3 separate regions of the Homo sapiens genome follow, and all the other regions are linked to region 1. A link is a contact called in ENCODE Hi-C or POLR2A ChIA-PET data. All regions are on one chromosome and are shown on one strand. The core of a region is the stretch at or near the end of the contact, and the rest is flanking DNA. Distances in the headings are between cores, read along the strand shown. Region 1 overlaps LINC01140 (long intergenic non-protein coding RNA 1140). Region 2 has its middle 36 kb from the start of LINC01773. Region 3 overlaps CLCA4-AS1 (CLCA4 antisense RNA 1).

Evidence for each region. A loop is a pair of places that touch in the nucleus more often than their neighbours do. ChIA-PET counts read pairs that join two places held with the same protein, here RNA polymerase II (POLR2A). Pooled maps may share reads with other maps.
Region 2: a loop to region 1 is called in a map with no recorded cell type, with 2.3 times the contacts of the local background. The contact joins two enhancer-like sites. A Hi-C loop is called at or near these places in 1 of 37 single-sample maps with no recorded cell type. POLR2A ChIA-PET finds 5 or more read pairs at or near these places in 1 of 52 experiments (endothelial cell of umbilical vein).
Region 3: a map with no recorded cell type shows a loop between it and region 1 (13-fold over the local background). The contact joins two enhancer-like sites. A Hi-C loop is called at or near these places in 2 of 37 single-sample maps with no recorded cell type and 3 of 50 pooled maps.

Annotation. Positions count from the first base shown.
Region 1 is chr1:87,150,446-87,153,933 of GRCh38, reverse strand. All of the region lies in intron 2 of LINC01140 (long intergenic non-protein coding RNA 1140), which reads right to left. Among named protein-coding and RNA genes, the nearest start is that of LINC01140, 22 kb to the right of the region's middle. RefSeq lists enhancers at 1,562-2,160, 2,161-2,759. Within about 2 kb of position 1,738, at least 18 of the 41 ENCODE cell types and tissues checked have a DNase peak (open chromatin) inside an H3K27ac peak, as active enhancers do.
Region 2 is chr1:87,868,290-87,871,777 of GRCh38, reverse strand. No RefSeq gene overlaps it. Among named protein-coding and RNA genes, the nearest start is that of LINC01773, 36 kb to the left of the region's middle. Within about 2 kb of position 1,962, at least 4 of the 41 ENCODE cell types and tissues checked have a DNase peak (open chromatin) inside an H3K27ac peak, as active enhancers do.
Region 3 is chr1:86,615,425-86,618,912 of GRCh38, reverse strand. The region is part of intron 4 of CLCA4-AS1 (CLCA4 antisense RNA 1); the gene reads left to right. Among named protein-coding and RNA genes, the nearest start is that of CLCA4, 70 kb to the right of the region's middle. RefSeq lists an enhancer at 1,640-1,689. Within about 2 kb of position 1,837, at least 4 of the 41 ENCODE cell types and tissues checked have a DNase peak (open chromatin) inside an H3K27ac peak, as active enhancers do.

The DNA of each region.
Region 1 (3,488 bases), core at 489-2,988:
TAATGACAGTCTTAAAGAAGCCTTTGTCTTTCCATGTACTAATGATCACATTTATAAATATGCAGCAAGGCCCCCGTGTACATTGCTAATGATAAGTAATTAAGTACCAGGCGTGGGAAGCCAGTGAAAAGGGTCATGTTAATGCAAGAGAGGAAATTAAAAATGCAATAAAATAAGTTGCCTAGAAAAGATTAAATAAACTTCTGGCTTCTCCTTCTTCCAGACGTAAAAGAACAGTTTCCCCATTCTTGTAGTGAAGCCATGGCAGGCCATTCAACAGCTGGTTATCAAGTCAGACAGTACCAAGTGATCCACTTGCTTTCTACCTCCATCCCCATTTTATCCTGCAGGATTTCAGGCAGAGGGTGTGGCTCAAAGTAAAAGGCATTTTGGGTCACCAAAGGAGAAGATGAGCCCCTTGGAAAAAGGAAACAGTTGGCCATCACAGATGGATACCTTCCACTGGCTAATTAAATAGGACTTTGGTTGCTGTTGCTAAAGTACCACTTGTTTATAAAACTGTGTTGACCAATCTGGGTTTTTTTCTTGCTTCTGGAAGAAAAAGAGAGGACAAGATCAGTGCCTTTTCCAGTAGAGCAGAATAACCTTCTCATGTTGTTGGCTTCCCCAGCAGACTGCAGACTCCTGGAGGGTAAGACCACGACTCTGTGTTATTAGACACTGTAGCCCTCACACCTAGCCCTGCACAGAGGCCGTGAATGTTTAATAAACACTGGTTGAATAAGTGAATGAATGAATGTTCAAAATAAACCATCCCTAAGCCAAGGAGCAGTTTGTCCAAGAGCCCTGTCACATCGCTCCCCATCCAAGCAGCCCTGCCACCCAAACGCTGGCCCACTCAAAAGATGTAAGGGCTTTCTGTCATTCACTTACTGAGAAAGGCACTGATTCCTTCTTCAACATATCATCATCAAAAGGAACAGAAATTTGAAGCTTTAAGGAAAAAAAAAGGTCTTTGCAAAAAAAATCATATAGTTGGTTGTCAGACTCCTGTTTAGGAATTGACTAGGAATCCCAGCATCTCTTTTGAGCATTAAAGACACACAAAATGAATAAGGGCCTTCTTGGCAAAAGAAAAGGGACTTATATTTGGATCTCCAAAGCTCTTAAATAAGAGCAATTTTGATTTTTTTTTAAAGTATCTTAGTGAAGCTCTCAAACCACTGAAGATTTTTTTCTTTCAAACGTTTCGAACTCGTTGATCTCAAGTCTCTCCAGACCTCCACATTCCCTAACTGTTCTATGTGGTTAATCCCTGAGTGGGGGGAATCTAATTTTCTGCGGCTGCAGTCTCGGGTTAACAAGAAGGCAACCTTGATCTGAAGAAAATAGCAACCCACGAAAATCTAAACCTTGGCTGGCGATTTGGGGTAGCTTTTCTTGTTTAAGTTTTCTCCCCTTTTTTCTTTAACAAGTTTAAGAAACAAGTCATAAGGCAGAAAATCTAGGGTTTGGCTGTCTCTGCCCTGTTTTAAGGCTCCTTCTGAATTCAAATGAATCATTTCCTTTTACATAAAATCTTCAACGAGGCCACACTTCTTTTGTTATCAGAGTGTTGTCATCGGCAAGCCTGCTCGACTCTCATAAAGGCAATTTAGTACCTGACATTCGAGCAACGTGTGCGCGGGCCTGGATTTGCCTTACAAATAAGGGCTGCCAAGGAAACCTCTGGGGAGGCCGGCGGCCCTGCTCGGGGACACCTAAGGTGCATCTTTCATCAACTTCTCCGACAGGCCTTTGCTTCCCAGGGCGTGCTGTTCTGTACACAGCCGCCTTCCCCTCCCGAGAAAGTTCAGGACGGCGGCGGGGCCACTCTGCAAGCTTATCCTGACCCCCAGCGGTCGACCCTGTCATCGGGCCCGCACCGGGTCCCTCTCTCGCTGCCGGGCAGAGGCGAGCACCGCCCTGAGGTTCCCTGGATCCCAGGGACCCAAGCACCATTCGCTTTAATTGACAATTAAAACAAACTTCGGTTCTCACAAGAATCAACCGAGTGAAATTTCACAACTGCAAGTTTCACAATTCAATTCCCTTGAAGCAAAACCAACAGTTTCCCTGAGGTTTCACTCCACACCTCTCCATTTGTTGTTTAACTTCCCCCTCAAGTTTCTCTTCCCACACACAATTTTATTTTCAAGTCAGTCATGGAAACAGTTTAATTATGTTTCTGGGGGTCCCCGCATCCTCCCTGCCCCGGTGCTGAGTCAGCGCTTCCGCGAGCCCCAGGATGAGGACTCCAGCGAGCGCATGTTTATTAACAGAGCAGCGTGGCGCTCCCAGCGACCAGGGGGGCCCCCCCGAGGTGGCTATTTATGGCTTCTGCCCACCGGCCTGCCTGTTCAAGCTGTTTCATATTGTCAGCCACCGGAATCAAACAACCTGAAATAAGGCCTCCGCGGCCACGAATAGAATGCAGTCAGCAAACAACGTCCGACCCCGGCGGTAGAGTCGCCGGATTTAGCAAGTAAAAATACAAGATGCCCAGTTAAGATTGAATTCAGATAAACCACAAATACATTTTTAGTATAAGTATGTCCCAAATATTGCAAGGGATATGTTTGTACTAAAACATATTTGTGGTCTATCTGAAATTCACATTTAACTCGGGGCCTTCTATTTTATCTGGCAATCCTACCCAGTAGAGAAAGGAGAGGTTCTGTTTTATGGTTTTACAGCTCAGCTTCTGAGCAGATCGGGATAGTTCAGGGGGCCTGGGCCTCTCCTAAGAGTTAGGTGAGACTTATTTTTAAACGGTAGGAAAATAGTCCGAATGTGGATTCTCGGAGCCTCTCTGGAGGCTCAGACCTCCCTGGACATTGCCCCCCTTCTCAGTCCTACCCTCTTCTCTCCCTCCCTGTCTCTCTCCACTGTGGAGGCAGGACCCTGTCCTGAAGGGTCCCGTTCCCACGGTCAACCTTCCCAGTCAGCCTCAGGTGTCCTAGCTCGCAGATGTTGAAGCAAAAGTCAAAACCAAGGTAACTCTTTTTAGGGGGTAATAGATTTAACTGCAGCTGGGTCTTCAAGGGACAGGAGTAGCCATATTCTGAACTGCTATTTGTATCTACTGAAATGTAAACATTAAAAAAATTTAAAAAAAAACAAGTTTGAATTACTATCTTCCTTTAAAAAAAAAAAAGGCTACGGCCTTGGGAATACTGTACATATCTGTTACCGACAATTCTGAAAACCACCTCTGCAAGCCTGTCAGTTAAACCAAATGTTAAATGGAAAATATTTGGCGGGATTTAAAATTAGACCCGCACACATTACTTACAGATGTTTCCATGCAAAACACTTGAAACTGAACCACACCAAGTCATAAACCCCACAATGGTGTATTTTTTATACCCCAAGTTAATTTTTATTATATAAGTAGCCATATGAAGAAGGTATTGCATACAGCTTAAATTAAATACGGAGGAATGAAATCAGCAGTATCCCTTTACAGCATATGGCCCAGCAAATCA
Region 2 (3,488 bases), core at 713-3,212, 720 kb before region 1:
GACTCTTAAAGTTTCTGGTTGTTGATCACACAAATCTTTTGTAAAAGTAATTGCACCCTGTGGTTCTCAAATGCTCAATTTGTCTTCAAGGCTTCTTTTGAATCATAGTAAGTGCTTTGCACCATACCTGGAGAATTGCAAGTCTTTAGTCTTCCCAATCATATCCTGGTTTGAAGATGCATCTTCTTTGTGTCCATTGACTATGACCTGAACTGCTTCTGAAGCAAAACAGAATCAAAGCTCTAAACCTATGGAAGGAGAAGATGTGTGGCAAACTATTTGTATTTGGTTCTAATATTTCTGGCCTATCAGAGCTGGGCTTTCTGGATATGAATCACAAAATTTAGTGGCATCCAAAAATTAGAGGAAAGATCTGTAGGATCCCAGAAATCCTTGGCCAACAGAACATTTTTCCCTTCACCCAGTTTGTTTCAGATACTAGATATTTTCAGCATAAAATGTCTCAAATGTTGGAACTTATCACTTTTCCTCCAATGGCTCCATCCATAGACCAATGGATCTGGTTATTAAGATTTTTCTTCTGGAAAACCAGCTTGCATTACATTTTGCTCAATTTCATTCCACTGCCCCCAGTGGTGCTACTATAAACACATCTTTCAGGCCCTTTTTTCCCTCTTCTTCCTATTTTTCTTCTTTCCTTCCTTCCTTCCTTCCTCTCTTCCTCCCACCCTCCTTCTTTTCTTTCTTTCTTTCTTCTTTCTTTCTCTATCTCTTCCTTCCTTCATTACTTTCTTTCTTTTCCTCTTTCTCTATTTCTCTCATTCTTTTTTCTTCCTTCCTTCTTTCTTTCCTTTTTAGTATTAAAATAGACAATTATTTATTTATTTATTTATTTATTTATTTTTTTATTTATTTATTTATTTTTTTTGAGACGGAGTCTCGCTCTGTCGCCCAGGCCGGACTGCGGACTGCAGTGGCGCAATCTCGGCTCACTGCAAGCTCCGCTTCCCGGGTTCACGCCATTCTCCTGCCTCAGCCTCCCGAGTAGCTGGGACTACAGGCGCCCGCCACCGCGCCCGGCTAATTTTTTGTATTTTTAGTAGAGACGGGGTTTCACCTTGTTAGCCAGGATGGTCTCGATCTCCTGACCTCATGATCCACCCGCCTCGGCCTCCCAAAGTGCTGGGATTACAGGCGTGAGCCACCGCGCCCGGCCGACAATTATTTTTATCTGTAGTGTCTTTCTCCATTTAACCAAGCTCTATATGTTGTGTTAACATTTTATTTTACATTTTTCTCTCCATTTCATAAATCTGTAGAGTTATGACTTTGCTTTTCCAAATATCATTGTTTGTTTTCAATATTTTTCCAAAGTGTAATAAGTATTATGTAAGTTTTATTTGTAGGGGGTATAAGAATACTTAGGAAAGATAACAGCTCAGGTTGGTGAGATGCAATGAGATTTCTGGAGGAAGTAATGCTTGGGCTTAGTTCTGAAGGACAAGAAGTAATGTGGAAAGGGGTTGAGGGAAAGCTTTCTCGTCTGAGACAGCACCAATGTATAGAGCTTGAGGGTAGTGGATAGGGAGAACAAATGAATAAAACTGCAAGTAATCACAATTAAAGGGCAAATTGTAAAGGCTGAGCAAGAGGTGATAGATAAGGTGAAAGAAAAGCAAGGATCAAACTGCAAAAGACATTGCACACTGCAATAGGGTTTGATCCTTATTCTAACTGTAAAGGTTAGTGATCAAGGGCTTTAAGAAGGAGAATAATCAGGTTCCTGTTTCTGAAAGATAATTCTTGCACATGTAGACAATGGAATAGAGTAGTGGGGAAAAAGGAAGTAAGAGAGAACAGTTTGAGGGATATACTAAGCAAGAAATAGCGACCTAAAGTTAAGTAGTAATAATGCAAACAGTAGGTAGGTAGGTGGAGTCTACACAACTTGATGACTAGCTGGATTATGAAACTGAGAGAGACAGGCAGTGAAAGATGACTCTAAACTTCCTGGCTTGGGAAAATAAGGAAATTGCAGAAATGACTCAGGCATTTATTGAGAAAGCAAAAGCAAAGATGAAAGTTCCAATATGGACAGCAAATGAAATCCATTTTGAAATGTTGAGTTCATGGTGCCTGTGATACACTCAGGTGCAGATATTTAATTGCCTGATTGAGTCACAAATATGGGATTTATCAGTCTACAGAGGATAATAAAGTCTTGAAAATAAATGAGATCACCCAGAGAGGTTTTTGAGTGAGAGTGGAGTCCAGGACAGACTTTGAGAGAAAGCCAACATGTGGACAAAGGAAAATTAAGCCATGGAAGATTATGATAAAGAATAACCATAGAGACAGGAACAAATCAAAGAAAGTATTATGTCACCAAAAAGAGAAAGAAAAATTTCAGGAAGTGCTCAATACCATCAAATAGAAAAATCGGTACTGAAAGATTATTGTATTCAGTAGCAGGGCAGTCATCAGTGACCTTGTCAAAATGGTTTCATGGTAATTGTTGTAGATACCGATTGCGTTAAAATAGTTGAGTCTGTTTTAGTAACTTGTGTCTTTCAAAGAATTTGTCCATTTCAATTGTTGTACTTGTTAGAAGGGAAGTTTTTGTGATATTATCATATTATTACTATAATCTCTATAGGATACATAGTGAGCTCCTCTGTTTCATCCTGAATGTTAGCAATTTATCTCTTCTTTCAATCTTGACCAGCCTAGCCAGAAGTTTATCAATTTTGTTCTGTTTTTCTTCAAAGGAGCAAGATTCGGTTTCATAGGCTCCCTCTATTCTTTTTCTATTTCATTACTTTCTTCTCACCTTTATTATTTCCTTTCTTCTGCTTATTTTGAGTTTAATTTGTTCCTATTTTTCATTTCTTAATGTGGGAGTTTAGATTATTGGTTTTAGAATCTTTGTCTGTTTCAATATAACCATTAAAGCTATAAAATTTTCTCCAGCCTTTAGCTGCAACCCATGATTTTAATATGTTGCGTTTTTAGTTTTCTTTTTTTTCAAAATATTTTATAATTTTCCTGTAATTTCTTCTTTGTTCCCGTGGGTATTTAAAAGCATGCTTTATTTCCACATACTGAAGATTTTCAGGTATTTTTCTATTATTACTTTCTAATTTAATTTCTTTATCATTAGGTAGCATATACTGTATTATTTTAATTATATTTCTAAACTTATTGAAAATTACTTTTTGATTTAGAATATGGTCTAGCTGAATGTTTCAAACAGTCCTGAAAAAAATGTGTATATTGCTGATGCTGGTTGCAGAGTTCTATAAATGTCAATTATATCAAGTTGTTTAGTATTGTCCAGGCATCTATACTCTTACTATCTGTCGATTTGCTCTATTAATATTTATTCTTTCAGTTTATTCAGATTTTGCTTCATATTCCTGAAGCCCTATTATCAAATGCATACATATTTAGGATTGTTTGTCTCCTTAGTGGTTTGATCCCTTTAAGATCATGAAATTCTAGGTAATATGCCATGTTCTGAAATCTGT
Region 3 (3,488 bases), core at 588-3,087, 540 kb after region 1:
TTTAGAGATTCAATTTCTCTGTTGAAAATCTTCATTTTTTCATCAATTTCTTTAACATATTTATAATTTTTTTCTTAATTATGGTTCACATTTTCCCAGTTCTTCACATGTCTCCCATTTAAAAAATTACATGCACTGATACTGACATTTTAAAATTTATATGCTTAAACCTCATTGTTTTTAAAATAATTATAGAGATTCAAATAAGTATTATTTCCTCCCAGGAAAAGTGTGCCCTTTCTTTGTGAGGAGTCAAGCTGAGTCAGTGCTGAGTTGCAGCTCTAGGTAGTTTCAGTTCACCTCTAGTTTCAAATATCTAGAGAATGTTACCTGTTCTGTGTGTATTACAGGGCTCCCCCTCTAAAAGGATTTTGAGACCTAAGGGCTTTAAGACTTTTGCTTTCCAGCCCAGCCACCAGCCTGTTGTGCTGCTACTTACTCAACAAAAGTCTCATGGAGATAATTGAAAGGTAGGCAGGATTACCTCTGCATTTGGGGCTCCTATAGATTCCAATCTGTCATACCAGTGTGCATGGTTGTTAAAAGTTCTGCTGGCTTTGCCTTACTTTAGCAGAGTTCCTCTGCTTAAAACACACCCTATCTTTATGCCCATGCCTCCTCTAGGAACAGTTTTTCCCTTTTTGGAATTTAGTTTCCATACACACACACACACACACACACACACACACACACACACACACACACACACACACACATAGTGTATTCTCTCCCTTCTCTGAACACCAACTCACTCACTTTAACATTAAAATAAATTATATATAGTTTATATGTAAACTATTTATAAACTATGTATAACTATTTATATACAGTTTACGTATAAACTATATATATAAATAGTTAATTTAAGTGTTAAAATAAGTGAGTTGGTGTTCGGAGAAGAGAGAGAAATGAACTTTGACTCAGGGAAAGGTTAAGAAGATATGACTGGAATTAAGGCAAAATTGGTTAATGGGTACAAAAATACTGTTTAGATAGAAGGAATGAATTATTTTATTTAATAGTACTATAGAGAAATTATACTTAACATTAATTTATTATATAATTCAAAAAGCTAGGAGAGAAGAATTGTAGTGTTCTCAACACAAATAAAAGATAAATGTTTGAGGTAATGGATATCCCTATTACTCTGATTTGGTCATTACACATTGTATACATGTATGAAAATATGTACCTCAAAAATATATACAACTATGATATATCAATAAAAAATTCAAAAACATTCTAAAAACATCAAAAAGGCCTAAAAGCTGGACACCTAATTTTGTGCTATGGAAAACAGCATGATAAGGGAGTAGAAACATTAAATAAATGAATTTGCATAGTAAAGAATTTGTTTAGATACCATTGTAAGTCCCTGTAAGATTCTAGTGGAGCTAACCGCACTCAGTGGCAGTTTTCCATTTTCACCTATTTAATAGAGTCTGAAAACTTTCCAGTCTTATACAGTCTTGTGTTCATATCTAATTATTCATATCAGATATGCAGTAATTACTGGAATCATTAAAAAGACTGGTCCTAGAACCCAGAAGTTTACTGTTAATTATTGTTTTCTGATAAGATTTATGTAACTTTAATCATAAGGTTCATGATATGGTTTGGCTCTGTGTCCCCACCCAAGTCTCATCTTGAATTGTAATCCAAATTGTAATCCTCATGTGTTGAGGGAGGGACCTAATGGGAGGTGACTGGATCATGGGAGCAGTTTCCCCTGTGCTGTGCTAGTGCTAGTGAGTGAGTTCTCATAAGATCTGATGGTTTTAAAAGTGGCACTTCCTCTTTCACTCTTTCTTTCCTGCTGCCTTGTGAAGAAGGTGACACTTCCCCTTTCGCAATGATTGTAAGACCTCCCCACCCATGCAGAACTGTGAGTCAATTAACCCTCTTTTGTTCATAAATTACCCAGTCTCAGGTAGTAACTTTATAGCAGTTTGAAAATTGACTAATACAGTTCATGAACTTTGATTTAGAACTGGAGTGACTTGTTAAACTCCTATAAAGATATAATACTTGGACTGTTAAGTATAAATTAAAGGCCTGTATAAAAGTAAATTTATCATATTTACCTGTACTCCACATCTTGTCATCCACCATATTTTGAATTTGAAGATACGTAGAGAGGAGAACAAATTTTGTTTGTTAACATGATTTATAACTTTTAAATATTTAAACATATGTTCCTTGTGCCACATTATACCATTTGTACACAAATGTTAGGAATGTGCCTCTTAGCCTTATTTCTCACTGTGCTCATGTCACTTTACAATGCTATACTTTATGGTTTCTCCTGTTCCCAGCATGCCCAGCTCTTTTTTTTTTTTTTTTTTAAAGTTAGTTGTGCCTTTGTCCTTGTCATTCCCTCTTTCTGTAATGCCCTTTCTCTTTTGCTGCCTGGTAGAATCTCTCAGATTCTTCAAAGTTTGACTAAAATGCTGCTTCTTGGGAAGCCCACCTGACCAGTTGGTCTTTCCCTCCTCTGTGATTCTACAGACATTTTTAGTTGTATATATTATATCACTTACAGTAGTGAGCTTTGGTAAACAAGTTCTTACTGTGTTATTCCCAGTTACCTTATGATAAAGTCTAAAATCCTTAGTGAGACTTGCAAGGACCCCACCTTATCACAGCCCGAATACTTAATTCTTCAGTCTCATCTCTTACTCTGGTCAGATTATTCTTTCTATTTCTCAACTGCTTGAGGCTCTCTTCTCAAACTTTTTACACTTGCTGTTCGTTTTGCCTTGGGCATTATTTTCTACACTCTTGGTGACTCTCTACTCATTCCTTCTTTAAATTTTTAGCTAAAAATTTACTTCCGAGAAACTTTCTATGACTCCTTGATTATGTTAGTTCTCCCTGATATAAAAGTGCCCATAGCATCCTATACTTTGCACTTGAGTGGTATATTCTATCTTTTTTATCCATCTATCAATGCTATCAATTAATGCTATCTTTTCCATTGAATTTCATAAGTATGTCTGTCTTGTTCACAGACATATACCCATTACTTAAGCATGTATCAGTTACCTCAAAAGAATTGGCTAAGTATTTCTTGATAGAATGAATGGAAGGATGAGTTCAAAACTTCATGAGAGAAGTCTTCCCACTCATCTCATTCTCCAAGTGCTTATATAATGCGAGGCATGGAGTGTGTACTGAATGCTATCATTAAATTTCATTTTTATAAATATGTTTCCTTTATTTATGACTTATTTGCAGTTTAATACTCAGAATTTTCAAGTAAAGTTGGGTCAATTTTACCCTTTAAAGTTCTTGTATGTTTTTCTGTATTTAAATGCAATACATCATGAAATATTTAGGATTATTTATGGACCTCCTGATCATTATTCTCATACAACTTTGTTGTATCCTGCCAAGTTTAGAGACCTCTCCCCATCCAGGGCTCTAGCTAGATACATTCTCTCCCTAAGGTGTTTTCATCCAATCTGTAGTTGTAAATACCATTTATA